4 separate regions of the Mus musculus genome follow, and all the other regions are linked to region 3. Evidence: chromatin loops called from intact Hi-C (ENCODE). Cell type or tissue: heart. All regions are shown on one strand.

Evidence for each region. Peaks named below come from ENCODE experiments on the same cell type or tissue, not always from the same donor. Only the 100,000 strongest peaks of a DNase experiment are listed, where the experiment ranks them.
Region 1: it touches region 3 in a loop (2.7-fold over the local background); 16 of 42 quality-filtered maps call a loop at or near these places.
Region 2: a loop joins it to region 3, with 17 times the contacts of the local background. A loop is called at or near these places in 12 of 42 quality-filtered maps.
Region 4: a loop joins it to region 3, with 2.3 times the contacts of the local background. A loop is called at or near these places in 21 of 42 quality-filtered maps.

The regions. Positions count from the first base shown.
Region 1 is chr12:3,252,357-3,254,856 of GRCm38, reverse strand. Rab10 (RAB10, member RAS oncogene family) reads left to right here. Exons shown (of 6, transcript NM_016676.5): 4 at 1,499-1,588; 5 at 2,144-2,245. Among named protein-coding and RNA genes, the nearest start is that of Rab10os, 18 kb to the right of the region's middle. In heart, a CTCF peak has its summit at 1,053 (motif pointing right); no DNase peak of the experiment used is centred here.
Region 2 is chr12:3,097,247-3,099,746 of GRCm38, reverse strand. No RefSeq gene overlaps it. Among named protein-coding and RNA genes, the nearest start is that of Rab10os, 140 kb to the left of the region's middle. In heart, CTCF peaks have their summits at 1,171 and 1,390 (motif pointing left); no DNase peak of the experiment used is centred here.
Region 3 is chr12:3,357,922-3,360,421 of GRCm38, reverse strand. No RefSeq gene overlaps it. Among named protein-coding and RNA genes, the nearest start is that of Gm26520, 2.0 kb to the right of the region's middle. In heart, a CTCF peak has its summit at 1,046 (motif pointing right); a DNase peak (open chromatin) is centred at 1,031.
Region 4 is chr12:3,304,313-3,306,812 of GRCm38, reverse strand. All of the region lies in intron 1 of Rab10 (RAB10, member RAS oncogene family), which reads left to right. Among named protein-coding and RNA genes, the nearest start is that of Rab10, 4.4 kb to the left of the region's middle. In heart, a CTCF peak has its summit at 1,342 (motif pointing right); no DNase peak of the experiment used is centred here.

The DNA of each region.
Region 1 (2,500 bases), 110 kb after region 3:
TTTAGGTACACAAAAGGTTTTGTTTAATTGTTTGGTTTGGGTTTGGGTCTGTAAGTCGGGGTCTCACGGAGCCTAGGTTAGCCTCAGCTCTCTGACCTTAAATCCCTGAACCTCTATCTCTACCTCCCAAGTGTTAGGATTACAGGCATGTTCCATCACTCCTTTTCTTTAGGTTTATTGTAGGTATGAAGGTTTTGTCTGCATGGATGTATGTATTTGTATGCCTGGTGCCACAGAAGTTTGAAGAGTGCCTGAGGTACCCTGGAACTAGAGTTAACAGATGTGTGTGAGCTGCAGCTAGGTTTCTGTAGCCCAGACTAGCCTGAAAGCCATTATATAGACCAAGACAGCTTTGAACTTGTGGCAACTTGTGGCTCTTGCCTCCACCTTCAGAATACTGGGATTTTGAATTTGTTTTTAATTAAATGACTGAGATCTCCTAATAGCAGTGTAGTTATTAGAGATGACAAGGGCTCTATAGAACTTGTCTTAAGGCATGTATTTACATGTTATATGTACAGTCTAGTCAGCTTAAATATGTATAAATGATCTGTTTCAGATAATATCCATATCTTGCTTTTTGGAGAGAATATGTTTAGAAGTAGACAAGTTCTTTACAAGGGAATTAACATTTGGAGTGAATTTTAGGGATTGTACGTCTTTTGCTAGGTAGTTTAAAATTTGTAGGTCTTAACAAGGAAAATTTAAGGCTAGTAAGAGAGCATAGTGGCTGGAGAGATGGCTCAGCGGTTAAGAGCACTGACTGCTCTTCCAAAGGTGCTGAGTTCAAATCCCAGCAACCACATGGTGGCTCACAACCATCTGTAATGAGGTCTGATGCCCTCTTCTGGAGTGTCTGAGATACCTACAGTGTACTTACATGTAATAAACAAACAAACAAATCTTTAAAAAAAAGATAGCAGTTGAAGTGTTTGCTATGCACACATGAGAACTAGGTTCAATCATTTCTTTAGCAACCATAAAACTCAGGTGTGGCAGAGTAGGATTTTGTTGTTTTTTAGCTGCCTTGTCTGTGCCAACTGCCTGTATGGAGTACTCATAGAGGCCAGAAGAGGGCATCAGATCCCCTGGAACTATAGTTACAAACAGTTATGAGCTGCCATGTAAGTTCTGGGAATTGAACCTAGGTCTTCTGCAAGAACAGCCAGTGTTCTTAACCACTGAGCCATCTCTCCAGCCCCATGTATAGGCTTGTGATACCTGCTCTGGAAAGTGGAGACAGGGAACCCTGGGACTCACTCACTGGTCAGCCAGTCTAGCCAGTTGATGGTTCCAAGTCCCTGTCTCAGAATTTAAAAAAGGTCTCTGTGTCTACGTACCCATGTGTGGGTCTGCGTCCCTGCGGACTTACACATACACCACATCACATGCAGTTACACAGAAAAATACATGAATGTAAGAAACATACAGTCTCTTTAGAAAATATTAAGTAATCAATCATGTGAGTGTGCAGCGGTAATAATTTTTCCCGTTTCAGCATGCCAATGAAGATGTGGAAAGAATGTTACTAGGGAACAAGTGTGACATGGACGACAAGAGAGTTGTACCGAAAGGCAAAGGAGAACAGGTACGTGTGAGTAGGCAGAGCTCTGTGATAGAGACTGGGGACTGCCTGTTGTGACCGCAGTGCTGACGTGCTAAGCAGCCCTGCTGGGTCTTAGAAAAAGTACTTATGAAACACAGCTTACCCTGGGAGAGACTTTTCCACTATGTCACTAACATGGGGAGGAAGGCCACATCTGTGCTTTATATAAGCCACGTTAAGAGAAATGTGTCAGCAGTTGTTGTTTTAATCTTAGAACTTTAGTATGCCAGTTATTAAGATTCTGAAGTTTATAACTAAAAGACTGTGGCAAGCAGAAATTAGGTATATCACACTGAGCTTCTAAAGTATGGACAGAATACCTGATTTAGGATATCTCAATGAACTCTTGAGGTAGAGAGAAGGTTGTTTTTATTACCTACCTCTCTTTTTAAGATCTTGACTCCTTAAAATGGTCTTTACATTCTAGCTGACACTACTGCTTTCAGAGTCCCACAATTGTCTAACATGTTACTGCCACAGTTGTCTGCCCACATTTGGCAGTTGCATAATTTTTTTTTTTTTTTGCTTCTATTTTAGATTGCAAGGGAGCATGGTATTAGGTTTTTTGAGACTAGTGCAAAAGCAAATATAAACATCGAAAAGGCGTTCCTCACATTAGCTGAAGACATCCTCCGAAAGGTAAGTTCCTTATGAAGCAACATTTCTAAATTATTTCGTCTTTTTTGTTGGTGGTAATAGTAGTTTTTGTTTTATACATACCTTTGGCTGGCCCACAACTCTTGATTCTCCTGTCCTAGCCTTCTAGATGAAAAATCTTGAGTTTTGGTGCTATTGTTCCTAAAAGATCCTGATCCTCAAGAATATAGTAAGGAGCCTGTAGCTAGATGGTTAGAATTTATGTAGCAACCTGAGGTAGGCAGGCAGTGGTAGTAC
Region 2 (2,500 bases), 260 kb after region 3:
TTTAATGAGAGCTTCTTTCTCTGACAGCTCTGGAACTATTGGTTTACTTGAGATTGCTTGCTCCTCTCTGACTGGGAGTCTCAGATGCACACCCCAGGATGCTAGCGTGGTACAGTCCATATCTGCAGATGGCCTTCATCCTCACTGCAAGCCTGTCCTAAAGGAAATGGGATTATGCTTCACCATGGGGATTTGGAATAGGAGCAACTTCCTGACTGATGGTTTCCTCCCATAGAATCTTTAAAATTAGAGTCGCTTCCTATTTTTCAATCAATCTTTCTTTCTTTCTTTCTTTCTTTCTTTCTTTCTTTCTTTCTTTCTTTCTTTCTTTCTTTCTTTCTTCCTTCCTTCCTTCCTTCCTTCCTTCCTTCCTTCCTTCTTTCTTTCCTTCTTTCTTTCTTTCTTTCTTTCTTTCTTTCTTTCTTTCTTTCTTTCTTTCTTTCTTTCTTTCACGGAATAAAAATACACAGGATAGATTTTTTTCAGGACTCTTTCTCCCCATGAGTGTATATGCTCGTGTTGTTAAGAGTGAAAGATCCTGACAGAATGTAAAAGGTCACAGAAGCCCTGAAATTGGCAAGATAGATGTCAGTGTTAGCAGGACTAGCTTCACTGATTTAGAAAAATAGAGGTGCACAATGCTCTGGCCACTCCTCGAACCTCTGTGTCTGCCAATGTTCTGACCATGTGTGTGCCCATTGCTGCACCTTCATTAGACTCTTTCCTTGTACCCCTCCCATACCCATTTCTTGAGAATAGACATTGTTTAGATCTGGAAATCCCCTACCCTCCCCCTTCTCCTTTCCCCCTTGAGGGCCTATAATAACTGGGACCTCTTTCCCCTCGAGGTCGACTCCTCTACCCCTGCATGGGATATGAGTCGTCCCCAGAGCTCTGGCTTTCCCCGAATAAAGCCTCATGTGGTTTGCAACAAGCTCGGTCTATCGTGAGTTCCTGGGTGTCCGCTATTGTCCTGAGGCCTGAGCGAGGGGCTCCTCTCAGAGTCTTTCAAGAGGAGACAGCTTATTACACATTCAAATTTCAAATTAGAGACAACTTAGAATACTTCAATTCTTTTCCGTAACAATTTAACAGACAGCAAATGCCTTGTTCTTATCTCTTAAAGGACCCAAAAGTGCTTTAGCAAACTAAAGAAATAACAAGAAATATGTTTATGGAACAATAAATTATTGTCCATAAATAATATTATTTTCTCATTAGCAGCTATTTGAGAGAAACCCTGAAGGACCCCAAACTGAATTTGAAAAGCAAGTCTTTGCAGTGCTTACTGAAGATTGACACTATGATGCTGACAAATGAAGAAAAATATCAAGTATTACTGCCATCTAGTGACCACTTTGGGTCACCGCCACCATTTGAGGCAGCCCTGAACCTCACTCAGCTCTCACCCCCAAGTTCTGTGAATGGTTAAGTTGCCCAGGAAGGGTTGAGAGTCAGTTCACTCTTCCTGCTTTAAAAGTCAATCAGAGGTTACCAATGAGAGCCAATGAGAGACTAGCAAACAGATGCTGGTGTTTAAGACCTTTCACTTTTCGTTTCCTAATTGAATTTCATCTTGGTGACAGAATGTGATCGGAGTGGTAAATCACTTGAGAGCTTATTGAGACTTCCTTTGGAAGTAAACGTGTGGTACGTTTTTGTTACAGTTCTGTGAGCACTTGATGAACATACTATTTTTCTTTTTTCTACTTGTGTGCTTGTTTAAATTTTCATCTTACACAGCAAGTTTAAGTATTAATTGGGTTGCTCCACTTTTTCATAAGCTATGTTTATTCCTGACATCGTTTTCTTCTGACCCAGATGATATAGACTTGTCCTCTCTAATTTTGATTCATCTCTTCTTATTGCACCGACACTTTTGCCCCTGTATTTAAAGTGATCGCCCCTGCCTTCAGGCCTTGTTTATCCACTACCAATTTCCCTACTATCGATTGTTTCAGGAAGGAATTTGTCTGGCCTCTGTCTCTCTGTTTCTGTCTAACTTGCACATGGGTGCACACACAAGTGAAGGCAGAGTCCATGTTGGGCTCCCTCCATTACTCCCAATTTTGCTTTTGACACGGGATCTCTCTGTAGGAGCTGAAGCTTGCCATTTTGACTAGACTGGCTGGCCAGAGAGCCCTTGGCATCCACTGTGTCTCTTCCCCCTGGGAACTGGGAATCAGTCATCATCACGGATGCAATGGTAAGCCCATGCCTGCTTTAAAAACTATCCTGCATTCTCTTGTCAGAAACTATATCTCAATAGTTTTGTTGCTTCCTCTTTGGTATTTAGCAAACAGAATATTTAGCGTTGTGTTACCGTTGGGTTTGACATTCCTGTTGTCTTATGCACCTCAGGTGGATCGTTCTTAGTTCCACATAGTATTCCACTCGTGTGTGTGTGTGTGTGTGTGTGTGTGTGTGTGTGTATTTTAAATAACTTGTTTTTATTTATGTGTCCCTGTGTGCATTTGCCACATGTGAGCACCTGTAACAT
Region 3 (2,500 bases):
TTCTGTGTAACTCTGGCTGTCCTGGAACTTGTTCTGCAAACCAGGCTGGCCCAGGGCTTCCACTGTGTAACTCTTACAGGACTCTTTATAGCGGGACTTGGGACAACCAAGTCTGTCTTTCTCTCCATCACGTATGTCCCCTACAGGCAAGAGCATGATTTTTGCCCCCATGCTTCCTTTTTTTTTTTCACATTCAACACACTGAATTTTGTGATTGTACAAACTTAGGCAATCACTCTTGTTTGTTAAGCAAATGAGCACATGTTAAAAACTTTTAGGGTAAGAAATTAATGAAGTGAAACCAGAAGTAACCTTCTACTGTAGTATGCTCTACTTTGACTAAAGTAGTCCCATGATTATCACTTGCATGGGCCTCCTGTAACTCCTAGGAAATGGGAAAATACTAATAATTAATTAACTAATTTTATTTATTTATTTATTTTGAGACCGGGTTTCATTGCATAGCTCTGGCTGTCCTGGAACTTACTCTGCAGACCAGGTTAACCTCGAATGCACAGAGATGTGCCTGCCTTTGCCTCCTGAGTGCTGGGATTAGAGGCGTGTCCTTGGAAATATCCTTGTTTTTAAAGAGGGCCCAGCTGGGAAGCTTCCGACTCACGAGGTTTCTAAGAGGGAAGAAACCAAAATAATAGAAAATAAATTAAAATAATAAAATCAAACCAGAAACAAAACCACTGAAACTCCAACCCCACAGCCCTGTGGTCTTTCCCTTACGCAGTGGGTTGTGTTACCATAAAGTGACAGGCCAGATAATGAAAGTGCTTACTCAGCATATAGCCCAACCTGTTTTAACCTCCCAAATGCTGAGATTACAGTGTGTACTACCACACTCAGCTGTATACAAAAAGTTCTTTTTCCCCAGGGGATTCCCATGTCAGCTGCTTCTTCAAGTAAAGGCCAAGTGACAGTCAGATCACAGCCATAAAACTATACCAAGAAGATAGAATACATGCATCAGTCAGCGGGGGCTTTACCAACAAAACCAGGATTAACTCTGGACTTGGACTACTATGCAAATCTGGCCAGCAGAGGGCGATATGGCTATGTGACAAAATTACTGCATAGTCTGGAAGATGCTCATTTTAGTCTTCCAGTATGTCAAAATTAGATTTTAATTTCAAAACTTTTAATTTTAGTTTTTTCTGGTTCTTTAGATCAATCCTCTACACATAATAGGCAAATATTCTACCATTAAGCTAAACCCTCAATCTTTAAGCCTAGATTTCTTTTTTACGTTTTATTAACAATTTGGTTATTTTATGTGTGTGGGTGTTTAACCTGTGCTTCACATATGGACAGTATACATGGACACCAGAAGAGGGCATCAGAAACTCTGGGACTGCAGTTATGGATGGCTAGGAGCCACCATGTGGGTGCTGGGAATTGATCCTGTGTCCTCTGGAAGAGTAGCCAGTTCTCTTAACTAGGGAGTGAGACATCTTCCCAGTGCCGATTTGTTCTCATTGTCATTGATGTTGTTTGTTTGGGACAGTATCTCTTCGCTGAGGTCCAGAATGTCCTGGAACTCACTATGTGATGCTGGTTCGTTGCAAACACGCAGTCCTGGTGCCTTAGCCTCTTGAGTTCTAGGATTGCCAATGTGTGCTACTGTGTTTAGTGTCGAGCCTATGCTAAGGTTTTCTATCTTTTTTTCATTTGCTGTTGTTTTGTTTTTGAGATAGAATATCAGTAGCCCAGACTGGCCTTCAATTTATATTGCAGAGGATAGTCTTGAATCTTGATTCACCTGTCACAGTGCCTAGTGTCCTGGCGATTTACCCCCAAGCCTGCCTATTCAAACCCAGGTTTCTAAATGCTTCTCTTTCACCTATAGATTTTTCTCATGGTTTCTTTTGTAATTTCTGGAGGCTGGGATTTGTCAATCAAAATTTTTATTTTATTTTTTATTATCTGTTTTTTGTTGTTTATAAGATGTAGTTTTATGTATCTCAGGCTAGCCTGGAATTTACAATGTAGCCAAGGTTGACCTTCCAGCTTTCACCTGAGTACCAGGGTTACAGGCCTGCATTGCCAGAGCCCTTTGATTGATTGATTGATTGATTGATTGATTGATTGTTTCTTTTTTGAGGCAGGATTTCTCTATGTAGCCCTGGCTGTCTTGGAACTCACTCTGTAGACCAGGCTGGCCTCGAACTCGCAGAGATCCACCTGCTTTTGCATTCCAGGTGCTGGGATTAAAGGCGTGTGCCATTATGCCCACATGCTTATTTTTAAATTTATTCTCATTGATTCATTTATTTTTGCAGTGCTGGGGGAAATCCTGGGCCTTGTGCAACCTAGATATGAATTTAGTCACTGTGATACATCATCAGCCTCTTCAAATTGGATAAACAGAAATGTCTGGGGGAAAAATTAGGAGGCTGAGAATGTAGTTCAACTGGTAGAGGGCCTGACTGTAGTACATGAAGCCCTGAGTTCAGTCCCTAGCACTGCATAAAGCCAGGGATTGTGGTTCAAT
Region 4 (2,500 bases), 54 kb after region 3:
CATGTAAAATACAACATATTTTCAGTGGACCAGAGTCCTGTCTCCTTTCAGGTGTGCATTCTACCACTGAGATACACACCTAGCATCAAAACCTGCACTAACAAAGCAGTAGTCATTTTACAAGGGTTTCAAAGGACTGGGCTGCAAGGATTCCAGGCCGGGTGGGTTTTGCTTCTTACTGGATAGCTCTGAAGGAAGGCTTTTTAGATTTATGATTCTTACAGTGCTCACCAGGATGACTGTTCTTGTTTTTCTGTATACCTTCAATTCTTACATATCCATATTAGAAATCATGTAAGTTTTTGTGATCCCATCTATTGCATACTGTTGCAAAAATAAATTATTGGTATGTTTCATATTTAAGTTTATGAGGCTAACAATTCAAAATCTGCAAAGTGAATCTAAAGTCACAGCTGGCGGTGGTTCTAATTCCAAAACTTGAGTGGCTAAGGCAGGAGGATCACAGGGTCAAATAGCAAGACTGCTAACAACATCGAAAAAGTGAGTCTAAGATCATTTGAATAATATTTAATATATATAATGTAATATATAACATATTATAATATATAATAATACAGAGGCAGGAGTCTATGCCTTTTTTCCCCCCTGTAGTTGCTAAGTCCTAGAAGAGGTGGGTGATGAATAATGAACAGAGGTAGGAGGAGAGATAGGATATAGTACAGTGATACCCTCTTCATACAGAACATACTGGACCAGGGCTAACTTATTTTACTACTTTACTTTTAATTTTCTTTCTGAGTATTGTGAAGTAAATAAATTGTGATCAGATTTTACTTAATAGTAAGTATTAGCTGTTTGATAATTGAGAAATTTGTGGGGTGTGTTTGTGTTGCATGTGGAGGCCAGAGGATGAGGTCAGGTGTGGGCCTCTGTTCTCTCCATTGTGCTTTTTGAGATAGGGTCGCTCATTGAACCCTGAGCCTGCTGATTGATTGCTGGCAAGCAAGCCCTCAAGATCCTCCTGTCTCATTTTTCCCAGTGCTGGGATTCCCTATGCCATGCCTAGCTTTTTACTTGGTTGTTGGAAATCTGCACTCAGGTTCTATGGTTTTACATCAGACACTCTAGGGCAAAACTGGTCTTAGAAATTTAATGATTGTTTGGAAAGTAATTAAGAAAGTAAGTAATTACTGGTTTTAGATGTACACAAATTTCAGTGGTTGATTTGACCGTAATTTTCTTGGCAGTATGCACTCTGGAAAGTATTACTCAATGATAGGATAATTACAAGAATTTGTTGTTGTTCTTCTTTTTCTTCTTTTTTCCTCTGTTAAGATTTATTAATTTATTTTATGTATATGAGTGCATTGTAGCTGTCTTCAGACATACCAGAAGAGGGCATCATATCTCTTTATAGATGGTCGTGAGCTACCATGTGGTTGCTGGTAATTGAACTCAGGACCTCTGGAAGAGCAGTCTGTGCTTTTAATGCCTGAGCCATCATACTAGCCCAAGAATTTGTTCTTAAAGTACATTTTTTCCCCCCATTTTTGTTTTTTTGAAACAGTGTTTCTCTGTCCTTAGCTGTTCTGGAACTTGCTTTGTAGACCAGGTTGGTTTCAAACTCAGGGATCCACCTGCCTCTGCCTCCCAAGTGCTGGGATTAAATGTATGAGCCATCACCACCTGGCAAAGCACACGTGTCCATGTGTTTTGTGTGTGTGTGTGTGTGTGTGTTAGCTTAATATTATTTATTTTATGTGTTTGAGTGTTTTGTCTCCACGTTTGTATGTAGACTTTGTGCCTAGTGTCCTTTGAAGCCAGAGGTGGTAGATCTTCCAGAACTGGGGTTGTAGACAGGAGCCACTATGTGGGTGCTGGGAACTAAATCCAGGTCCTCTGCAAGTACTCTTAACTGCTGAGCCATCTCTCCAGCCTGTTTGGTTTTTTGAGAACAGGGTTTCTCTGGTAGTACTGGTGTCCTGGAACTCAGTCTGTAGACTAGGCTTGCCTCAAATTGTAAAAATTTGTCTGCCTCTGCCTCTGGAGTGCTGGGATAAAAGGCAATAGCTACTACCCCTAGCCAAAGCACACATTCTTCTTCTTTTTTTTTAAAAAAAGATTTATTTATTTTATATATGTGAGTACACTGTAACTGTACAGATGGTTGTGAGCTTTCGTGTGGTTGTTGGGAATTGAATTTTTAGGACTGCTCGTTCCAGTCAACTCTGCTCGCTCAGTCCCTGCTTGCTCCAGCCCAAAGATTTATTATTACTATACTTAAGTACACTGTAGTTGACTTCAGACGCACCAGAAGAGGGCATCAGATCTCATTATGGGTGGTTGTGAGCCACCATGTGGTTGCTGGAATTTGAACTCAGGACCTTCAGAAGAGCAGTCAGTGCTCTTAACTTCTGAGCTATCTCTCAGCCCCAAAGCACACATTCTTAATGTATTGTTTTCACTAGATGTCTGTCATTTGGTCCTTAACCCTCCCTCCACACCTAGATTTCTTCCATTTTTAAGGTTAGTGTCTTCA